2 separate regions of the Homo sapiens genome follow, and region 2 is linked to region 1. Evidence: read pairs that join two places in POLR2A ChIA-PET (ENCODE). Cell type or tissue: CD4-positive, alpha-beta T cell. All regions are shown on one strand. Links, peaks and the distances in the headings refer to the core of each region. The heading gives the core; the rest is flanking DNA. Region 1 overlaps RAB17 (RAB17, member RAS oncogene family). Region 2 has its middle 27 kb from the start of COL6A3.

Region 1 (5,370 bases), core at 313-5,312:
CTGGATTGGGTTTGGGGTCTGTTGGGGAGATTCTGGCAAATGGAGCCACATGTTTAAAATAAAAACTTACACTCCAAGGACAGTGCATGAGTGTCCTGCGGCTGCCAAAACAAAGTCCCATGAGCCGAGTGGCTCAAATTAGCAAATTTCTTCCTGCAGTTCTGGAGGCCAGAGGTCCAAAACTGATGCGTTGGCTGGGTTGGTTCCTTCCGGAGACTGAAGGAGAATCCATTCCAGGCCTCCTCCAGCTTCAGGGGCTGCCGGCAACCCTGGTGTTCCTGGTGGCTGCATCACCCCCATCTCTGGCTCTGTCTTCACGTGGCTGCCCCTCTGTGGCTGTGTCCTCTCCCCTTCTTATAAGGATGTCAGTCACTGGACTTAAGGGCTATCCTAAGTTCCATCTTGTTGGCCTTAATTAATTACATCTGCAAAGACCCTCTCTCCAAATAAGGTCGCACTCACAGGTTCCGGGGGTTAGGACTTAATCGCCTCTTTACGGGTGGGAGAAACTCAATTGCACCCACTAGACAGAGAACAGGAGGCTGGACAGAGAACAGGAGGCTGGACAGAGCTTTCCAGCATGGTGCAGCAAGACCGTGCTTCTCTATCATGAGACAACCTCTTCCTAAACGGAAACCACTGCCTGGGCTCTTCTGCCCGCATGTCCTGCAGTTCCCTGCAGGTCCAGGAACTTGAAGTCAGACCAACTCCCCAGGTCAAACAAAGCTGCAGTCTCCATCCAGACAGTAGGACCAGTGATTTCCAGCTTAGATGGGGCAACTGTCGGGACTGAACCGGCTATAAACCTCTGAACACACCAGATGCTCCACTGGATTGACAATGGTGCCAGAATGAAGACCGTGCCCAGAATATAAATGTACACCCATCAGCTGATCTGATGGCAGCTTGCTTAAACTTTCTAAGTCTCAGCTTCCTCATCCATAGCAGGAGCTAATGGTGCCCTTCACCCAGGGTGGCTGTTAAATCGCCTGAGCAAGGAGAGAAAGGGCATATGAATTTTGCTTCTTCTTTCTGTCCTCTTTGCTCTTTGTGGACTTGTTGTCTTAAAACGTGGGCCTTTTATCCACATCTTTCTGTTTCCCATCACTTCAAATCACATTTCTCAGTTTGAATTTGGTTTTATCTTAAAAGCTGGCGCAGGGTGAAACGTGAGCATAAAATTCAGGTTTTCTTCCTCCATTTACCAATCTTAGCCTCTCATATTTTCCTTTTCCATGTTGAAAATGATGGCTGGAGGCTGGGCACAGTGGCTCATGCCTGTAATCCCAGCACTTTGGGAGGCCGAGGTGGGTAGATCACTTGAGGTCGAGTTCAAGACCAGCCTGACCAACATGGTGAAACCCTGTTTCTACTAAAAATACAAAAATTAGCCAGGTGTGCTGGCATGCCCCTGTAGTCCCAGCTACTCGGGAGGCCGAAGCAGGAGAATCGCTTGAACCCAGGAGGTGGAGGTTGCAGCGAGCCAAGATTGTGCCACTGCACTCCAGCCTGGGCAGCAGGAGACAGAGTGAGACTCTGCCTCAAAAAAAGAAGGGGGGGGAGGAGGGGAGGGAAAATGATGGCTGGTGGTTGAATTTACACTAATGTAAAATTCCAGCAAATTTCCAAGGAGGGCATGGGTTTTAGTCCAAGCAATGATAATGCATAATAATAGTCAATGTTTGGCTATTTACAGAACATAGACCCTTCCCTTCCCTGCAGAGATGTAAGGCCCTCAGGTGGGCCCCTGGACAGGTATTTGAGGCAACCTAGTCTCGTGCACTCCGTGGCTCTGACCCGGAAGACAGCATGCATTTATTATCATAACCTTTTTCAGAAACCCACTAACCACATTTCTATATCTCCATGGCTAAGGCCAAAATGTAATTAAAAAATAAAGTTTTGGCTGGGTACAGTGGCTCATGCCTGTAACCCCAGCATTTTGGGAGGCCAAGGAGGGAAGATCAATCTAGCTCAGGAGCTTAAGATCAGTGAAACCTTGTCTCTACAAAAAACACAAAAATTAGCTGGGTGTGGTGGCGCACACCTGTGGTCCCAGCTACTGAAGAGGTGGAGGTGGAGGCTTGCTTGAGCCCAGGAGGTTGAGGCTACAGTGAGCTGTGATCATACCACCACACTCCAGCCTGGGCAACAGAATGAGACGCCATCTTAAAAAAAAAAAAAAAAGTTCCTCTACTAAATTTTATTTTTTTAATTTAATTTTATTTTTTTAGTAGAGACACGGTTTCACCATGTTGCCCAGGCTGGTATCCAACTCCTGAGCTCGGGCAATCTGCCCGCCTCGGCCTCCCAAATTGCTGAGATTATAGGCATGAGCCACTGCGCCCAGCCTCTCTACTAAATGTTAATATCATTTAAGTGGTTTTGCTTTTTTTACCTTTTAATTTAAATAAACAGCCAATTCTGCTCATTGAAGCCCTCTCTGTAGCACTTGGCTGTTTTGTAAAAATAGTGAGCTGATGACAAATTGAAAGGAACATGAAATGGAAACTTATTTTCTGGGGGCTCTAGGACGTCAGCCACGTTCTCGATTTAGAAGGGAAGTCAGCTGGTGCCAAGTTGAATGTGCTCAGTACCTGTTTGTCACCGTCCCCTTCCTGGAAAAAGCCCAACAAGTCTGGGGTTAGTTGTGGCTTCAGCTGGCAAATGTGCACACAAGCACTAGATGTCACCATCCTTCCAAAAGATGTCATGCAGAAAGTCAGCAGCGCACAGAATCTCCCCTGCTGTGGCCTGTTAGGACAGTGGGGGCAGTCCATGGGGAGGTCCAGCCCCCGTCCCTGACACAGCAGGGGCTCCTAAAGCTGCCACCTCCGCAGCAGGCCCTGGCGGGGGTGGGCGGGAGGCTGCGCTCACTTGGACTCCCGTCCCTCGGACTCCCGTCCGTTCTGCCTCTGCTCCTGCCTGCTCTTCTGGCTCCAGCCAGCACGTTGGCTTTCCAGCTTCAGGGCTCGAGTCCATGTCCCTTTCTGGCTCTGCTTCCTGCTTCCTCTGGATGGACGGTGTCTTGCCAGGAGCTGAGCCCACCACCTGTGTCATGTCCTGCTGTGGGCCCCACCCCACACACCTGTCGACTGAACCAGACCCTCGGGAGGGCCCCAGGGACCTGAGTCAATCCTCCTGAAGGCTGACCCCTCGGACAGGGCCGGCCTTGGTGACCTTAAGCCACCCAGGGTGACAGCAACCTTTCATGGAGAGGCCACTCCAGGAAGGTGTTTACACTCCCGTTTCACAGGGAAAAAATCCAGACGGAGGGAAGGAGTGGCATGCCTGTGGCCATCCATCCTGTCCCTCCCTCGGGGATCCTGCAGCCAAGCACTGGGCGTGCTGCCTCCTGCATTTCCAGGCCGCCTGTGAGGACAGCACTCCCATTCTCCTCTGAGGCTCTGCTCCTGGCCTACCCTCTCCCCTGGACAGGAGCCCAGTGTTCTTGATAAAAGCTGAAGCCACACGTGACAAAAGAAGCAGGAGTGTCTGCTCTCAAAGGGTTTTTGTGCAACACAGATCACTCTTCCCCCAAAGCACGTAAGTTAAAGGAGTGAGCACATCCCATCTCCTCATCCTAAAAGTGGCAATATCCACATTTATAATATGTGATCATGTAATTATTATAATGAGGATTAATAATTAACATACACTTTGGGAGGCCAAGGGTGGTGGATTCCTTGAGGTCAGGAGTTCAAAACCAGCCTGGCCAACATGGTGAAACTCCGTCTCTACTAAAAATACAAAAATCAGCATGGTGGTATGCACCTGTAATCCCAGCCACTCGGGAGGCTGAGGCAGGAGAATCACTTGAACCCAGGAGGCAGAGGATGCAATGAGCCAAGGTTGCACCACTGCACTCCGCCTGGGCAACAGAGCGAGACTCCGTCTCAAAAAAAATAATAATAAAATAATTAACATAGGCCGGGTGCAGTGGTGCACACCATGGCAAAACCCTATCTCTACAAAAAATATAAAAATTAGCTGGCTATGGTGGTGCGCACCTGTGATAGCAGCTACTCTGGAGGCTAAGGTGGGAGGATGGCTTGAGCCCAGGAGGCAGAGGTTCCAGTGAGACACTGCACTCCAGCCTGGGTGACAGAGCAAGACTCTGTCTCAAAAAAATTAACATAATGATAATAATAAATTGCATGACATCTATCCATAGTTACAGTAATATCTACCTCTAAAAGCTGTAATATTATCCCAAGGTGTGACGCAGACACTTGGATGGAAGCAGAGGAGACCATGGTTCCCACAGGGGACTCAGCCAACAGCAAAGGAAGGAGCTTCCACATTTCTAACCCCGCAACCCGGCACAGCTGCCCACACACAGAGGTGCTCAATACAAAAGTGCGGACCCCAGGGTTGGAGGCTGATGGGATGAAGGCAGCTCATGAGCCACAGGCTAACCTAATCTGGCTGTTCTCCTCTCCCCGTTGTGCCACGGGCCACAGCCCACAGCCTCCCACCCCGGCCCCATCACAGAGACCCAGAGTGGGAACAAAGACTCCACCCACCAGTTCTGGGTGAAAGGCAGAGCCCAGCCTGTAGAACGGTCCTTCCCCTCAGAGAGAGGAGATAAACCCAGGCCTGGAAGAGAGGGGCTTGGAGGAAGGGAGGCCCTGGCTTTCATCTGAAAGCTGCCGGCAGGGGGATGGCCCCTGCGGGGCCAGACAGAGGACCAGGAGTAGAGTGAGACATACAGGCCTGCCCCCCAAGCAAAGACCCCCAACCTGGCCTAGGACTCCCCAGCAAGCCCAGCTTTGTTCACCCCCCGACCCTGGTAGGCCCCCTGAAGAGAGGGCAGGCAATTGGTACAGGCAGGGCAGGTGTGAGGGGGATGCTCGGACCCTGGCTTGCTGGAATGAAAGGAACTAGGGCCTCGCGCCTCATTGTCGGGGCCTCCATCCCCCTCACCTGTAAAATACAGAATGCCCGGCACCACCCTGAAGCTTCACAGACCCCACACATCACCCCCCCACCCCCACCCAAGAAAGGTGGGTGCTCTGTGGGTACAGCTCTCTGTGGGCTGAGCACGTCCAAGCACGTCTCAATGAATCCAAAGCACCCTCCTACGCTCCAACCGGGCATCTCGGAATCTCTCAGCCCTGCTTGCGCTCACCTAGTGAGTGCCTTTGGGCGCTGGCTCCTGCAGGCTCTGCTAGGGTGGCGTCATGGAGTCCTTCTGTAAAAGGCCCTGTAGCAGATACTTTAGGTTTTACTGGCCATGGGGTCACTGCTGCAACCACTCAACCCTGCTGCCATTTTAGAGTGAATAGAGGAGGAGGAACAGCAAGAATATCATTTACAGAGGGTAAGTACCTGAAGAGGTAGAGTTGTGTCTCCACAGAACCTTACTCA
Region 2 (5,370 bases), core at 178-5,177, 140 kb before region 1:
CATGGTGTAAACATCTGTACAAGGAGCCCTCTGGCCTGGGTTCCACATCCAGGTGGCCCCAAGATGCTGAGACAGGAAGTTTATTCTCTGGGGAAAGTGAACCAAAGGAACCAAACCTGCAGGCACATTGGGAGAAAAGAGTGGCTGGACTGAAACCCAGCGGGCCAGGAAATTGTGCATGCCGAGCATGGAAATTCCCAGTCCTGCCGTCTCACCCAGATCACCAGTAGCCCTTGCCCCAACCCAGCTGGCAATCAGAGAGTCCTTTTCTACAGAAACCAAACTGCTCCAGAGAAAACAGCCACAGAGATTGACCACTGGGGGTTCCTAATGAACAAGCCAGTTGGCCTGCAGCTCACCCTGCAGTAAAGCCCAAGTTACTCATGTTTAGAAACCCTCCTACCATCATCCTGAGGCCCCAAATTTACATATGTGCCTGCCATAGAAGTCAAAGACCAAGGACAATCAACAAATGGGGAGGGGGAGGAGTTAAAGTAAGCAATAAAGAGAGCAGAATAAAACTTCAAAAAACACTATATTTTATAACCTCAAAGAAAGAAAAAATAATGCATTCTTAAAACAAGAGCAGGATGTTATTTTAAATTTTTTTAAAGGCAGAATATTTAACTGCCACTTTAGTTAAAAACACAAGGATCAAAAGCAAAAAAAATAGGCCGGGCACGGTGGCTCACACCTGTAACCCCAGCACTTTGGGAAGCCAAGGTGGGCAGATCACCTGAGGTCAGGAATTCAAGACCAGCCTGGCCAAAATGGTGAAACCCTGTCTCTACTAAAAAATACAAAAATTAGCCAGGCGTGGTGGTGGGAGCCTGTAATCCCAGCTACTTAGGAGGCTGAAGCAGGGAGAATTGCTTGAACCTGGGAGGCAGAGGTTGCAGTGAGCCCAGATCACTCCACTGCACTCTAGCATGGGCAACAGAGCAGGACTCCATACCAAAAAAAAAAAAAAAATAGCAAAAAGGATAGACAATAATGTTGAGAAAATCTCCAAGAAGGCTGAACAAAAATAAAAGGAATTTACAATGGAAGGGAAAAGATAAGACCATTAAAGGATCAATCTATTCCAGAAGCCTCAAAATGGAGAGAAGAAATTATTAAAGAAATAACACAAGAAAACTTCCCAGAATTGAACGACTTGCATTAATAGATTGAAAGGGTGGCCAGGCAAGGTGGCTCACACCTGTAATTCCAGAACTTTGGGAGGCCAAGGTTGGAGGATCTCTTGAGCCCAGGAGGTCGAGGCTGCAATAAGCCTTGATTGGACCACTGCACTCCAGCTTGGATGATAGAGCAAAAGCCTGTCTCAAACAAAAAAGAAAAAAGAAAAGAAAGAAAAAGAAAAGAAAATATAAGGAAAAAGAAAGGGCCTAAAACAACCAACCATTAACTCTTGCTATGCCTCTTGAATCCCATGTTATAATAGGACATGATGCCCTCATCTTCCCTCTGCCCCTCCTCAGCACCTTCCACCACCCCACTCTGTGGAATCATTGCTCTTATTTTATTATTTTTAAAAATTTGGGAATATTAACATTCAATGCTGTTTCCATATGGAGTAAATTATCCAAAAATTGAATCTGAAAGTTAAAAACCTATCACTGCTACACACAGATATCACACACACACAATGTAAATGTGTGTCACTGCACAGCTGAGTAGGGTGCTGGTGTTGCATTTCCTTCTCTGGAAGGCCAACAATGCAACTAAAAAGGAATTGTCTCTGGACATGAGTCCTTTTTGCACTCTGCTAATTGCCTTATATCTTTGCAAGACCCTCCAGGATCTCAATTGCTTTATCTCTTTTACTCTTTCCTCCTTTCCCAGAGACTTCCTCTCAGCCTTTCCCTCCAGCCTGTGCCCCACTGCCACCATCCTTGCAGAGAGTATGGTGCTCTTACAATCAAATGCACCAACTGCTAGAAGTCAGGTCTGGCTCTTTCTTGATTTAATTTCTTCTCTTTTGGGAGAATGTCCTCCATTCACCTCCCATGGAAAGATGCATGAGAGGTAAACTTGCTTAGTTAGTCCACGCGTGAAAAAATCTTTGTTATTCCCTCACACTTGAGCAATAGTTTAAGGATGTTGAATACTGAGTTTAAGGTGTCATAAACTAAAGTCCTTTTCCTTTAGAACTCGCTCCGTTGGCTTCTAGCATCCAGTGCTGCTGGTGAGGATTCTGAGAAGCCTAGTATTTAATTCTTCATGAGTGATCTTTGTCACACTCTCTTTCTGTCATTGAAAATGTCTTCCCCTCCATGCTGCCTGGTCTTGCTTGTTGTCTTTTTGAGGCATGGGAAGACAAATTTAAAACAAATTGAAAAACAAGGAAGTGCCAGATGGGAGATAGAAAACATCACCTATATTACTGGGGGAGGCCAAGTTGGAGGATGTGCCTCATGGTGAAAACCAAATGAGACAGCTTCAGAAACAGGACAGCTTCAGAAACAGGACAGCTCCAGAAACAAGACAGCTCCAGAAATGACACAACTCCAGAAATGAGACAGCTCCGGAAATGACACAACTCCAGAAATAAGACAGCTCCAGAAATTGCACAGCTCCAGAAATGTTATAGTTCTAGAAATAAGACAGATTCAGAAATCACACAGCTCCAGAACTGGGTTGACTCATCCACCCAGTTTCAGTGGCACTGGGGTCACAGCAGACCTCCTGACAGGGGGACAGAGTAGAAAATGCTCCTAGCAGGAGGCAGTTCCCTCTGAAGAGGAAGAAAGACAGAGCTGCCCCTGCCCAGTAACCTTCCAACGTTTACCCATCAGAAGGGTCACAGGGCCCTTCCTGGAGAGAGATCTGGGAGAGGAGCAGGGAAGTGTGAGTGCCACATCAGGGAGAGAGAAAGGCTGTCCCCACATTGTAGTCTCTGAAACTGCGGATAGTCAAACATCAGAGCTTTTGACTTGAGCCTTTGTGGCTTTTCTCCCATATTCTTTATTTCTTGGTCTTTTTGTACTATTTTCTGGGAGATTTCTCCTACTTCTCTTCCAACACTTGTACTGATATTTTTCCCACACTTTAATTTTGCTGCACCTTCTCATGGTGACCTATTCTCACAGCCCTCTATTCACGCTTCGTAAATTATCTTTTTACAAAATTCATCTAAGTTGCTCATTTAGATGGGGTTTAAGGGTTTGTTTGATTTCTTTTTTATTGTTGTTCTTGCTGGTTGTGTGTATGTGTGGGAGGAGGGAGGGGGAATTGGGTCATCTGCAAGGCAGACAAGAAGACAGAGTCAGAGAGAATGAGATGTGTTGGCAGAAAAGCCTGTGATGATTAAGATCAAAGGGAGAAGGAGGCTTTCCAGCCTGCCTCCAGATTCTGAGCTGAACCATCTGTAAACCAGGCTTCAGCTTTTTGTTTCTCCTCTGGCAGAGCCTATCAGACCCACCCACAGGGCTGTTGATGCTAGCTGGGGGAGGGCACTGGCCCATCGTGGCAGAGGACGTGGTCATCTGGGACCACTGCTTGTATAGCTCACTTATGTCCTCTGGTCCTGTTCAGGCTCCATGCCAGCTGTGCCATTTCCATGTGAAAATGGACTTCCCCAGGCACACCCAGCTATATGATGTGGTGGGTCTGACCACCAATCCTACACTCTTAAAATCCCCAAGGCTGAGCCTGATCCATCCTCCTCCCTTCCAGAGTATGGATTTGTGATTCACTGTCATGGTGGGTGGGGAGTAGAACTTCAGAGCACTCTACTTGGTCTTCCTCATCACAATTGTTCTTACTCCATACTCCAAGATTCAGCATGGGTGCTGAACCCACTGCCAAATATATTGACCCCAGTTACATATCTGGGAAGTGAATGCAGAATTAAATGCAATGCAGTAATAGCCAGCCATTTTCACTCTCCTCATGTGCACTGTTGCCTCTGTATGTTTCAAAAGATCGAATCATCACACTCGTCAGGGCTTTCCCTCTTGAGTGGGACATTTGTGCAAGTCACCGCCATTAAAATTGTTACTGCTGGGCCACTATCTTGTGCTGGGGACTATCCCTAGCCCCATACCACTTAGGATAAAGTCTCCCTTGCCAACCAGGCAGTGGGAAATCCAGCTCCTAAACCCAATTCTTAGGTCCTCTGCAAACAAAAGCAAAAATAACATCTTTAGATATTGATGTAGGTGTAACACCTCTGTAGGGAGAGGGAGGAAGGACTGTGATGGTGGGAAGAGCCTCTGCCAGCCCATCAGGGAGCTCTGGTGCAATGATATCCTCAGAGAAACAACACAGAGCCGGGGATGGGTGGCCCTTGTACCACCGCTGTTCTCCATCTTTGGCTGGGGGCTGCTGGCAGAGCATGTGGTCTTGGCTCAGAAGCAGGGCGGAACCTGAAGGCACCCAGTCAGAGCTGCCTGTGAGCTGCAGGCTCCCTTGGAAGGAGATCGGAGTGGCCCACCTCCATGGCTGGCACATCAGCCTTTATGCTCGTTTCCTCTGCATTTCTTTCTGAGTGTTTTCCTCTGTTCTCCTCCACATTGCCAGTTTAAGTGTCTGGCAGTCCCTGGCTGTCTGCTCATTTATTTGAGCAGGTAATAGAAGCTGCCTGGGAGAGGGGCCAATAGCTGGTAGATCTCACTTCAGGTGATGGCACTTGTGCAAACAACAGCTCAGGATCCCAGGACCAGGGTCCAGGGGAGGGGTCAGTAAATGTCAAACTGCACAGGGCTTGGCTCCGGAATACCGGTGCCTTCCAAAATAACTTCTAGACCTCCCAAAATAACCCATTAAATTTCCTTAGAGCAGAATGCTTAGTTAGTTGGTTGGTTGGACTGGTTGGTTGAACTGGTTGTTGGTTAATTGGTTGATTGGTTGGTTCGTTGAATTTGCAGGGGAAGGTGGGATAGTCAGGGGTTGGGGAGAAGGAATAGGTAAATGCCAGGTACCCCAGGGAGAGGAGAATGGGGTGGTGCCCCTGTTTCAGGCCCACAGCTTTCTCCACACCTGGCACTCAGAATTCTGGGCGTCTCTGGGCTCTGCAGGGCTCTGCCCCCTGCAAGTGTTCATATGAGACACCTCCACCAAACACCCTCTTCTGCTCTCCACTTTCCCAACATTTGTTGAAATTGCTTGTTGTGTTTTTTATGTTTGTTTTTTTTTGGGGGGGGAGATGGGGAGTTGGGAGTTGGGTTTTTTTTTTGTTTTTATTTTGTTTTTGTTTTGAGACAGGAACTTGCTCTGCCATCCAGGCTGAGTACAGAGGCATTATCATAGCTCACTGCAGCTTCAAACTACTGGGCTCAGGCAATCCTTCTGTCTCAGCCTCCTGAGTAGCTGGGACCACAGGCACACACCACCACACCCGGCTAATTTTTGTATTTTTTGTTGATA

The links. ChIA-PET counts read pairs that join two places held together with the same protein. Peaks named below come from ENCODE experiments on the same cell type or tissue, not always from the same donor. Only the 100,000 strongest peaks of a DNase experiment are listed, where the experiment ranks them.
Region 2: POLR2A ChIA-PET joins it to region 1 with 6 read pairs; 1 of 35 experiments calls an interaction of 5 or more read pairs at or near these places.

Annotation. Positions count from the first base shown.
Region 1 is chr2:237,579,203-237,584,572 of GRCh38, forward strand. All of the region lies in intron 2 of RAB17 (RAB17, member RAS oncogene family), which reads right to left. Among named protein-coding and RNA genes, the nearest start is that of RAB17, 8.8 kb to the right of the region's middle. RefSeq lists an enhancer at 2,365-2,999. In CD4-positive, alpha-beta T cell, for the core only: CTCF peaks have their summits at 2,641 (motif pointing right) and 2,842; a DNase peak (open chromatin) is centred at 2,669.
Region 2 is chr2:237,438,419-237,443,788 of GRCh38, forward strand. No RefSeq gene overlaps it. Among named protein-coding and RNA genes, the nearest start is that of COL6A3, 27 kb to the left of the region's middle. In CD4-positive, alpha-beta T cell, for the core only: no CTCF peak of the experiment used is centred there; a DNase peak (open chromatin) is centred at 3,283; H3K27ac peaks cover 491 bases.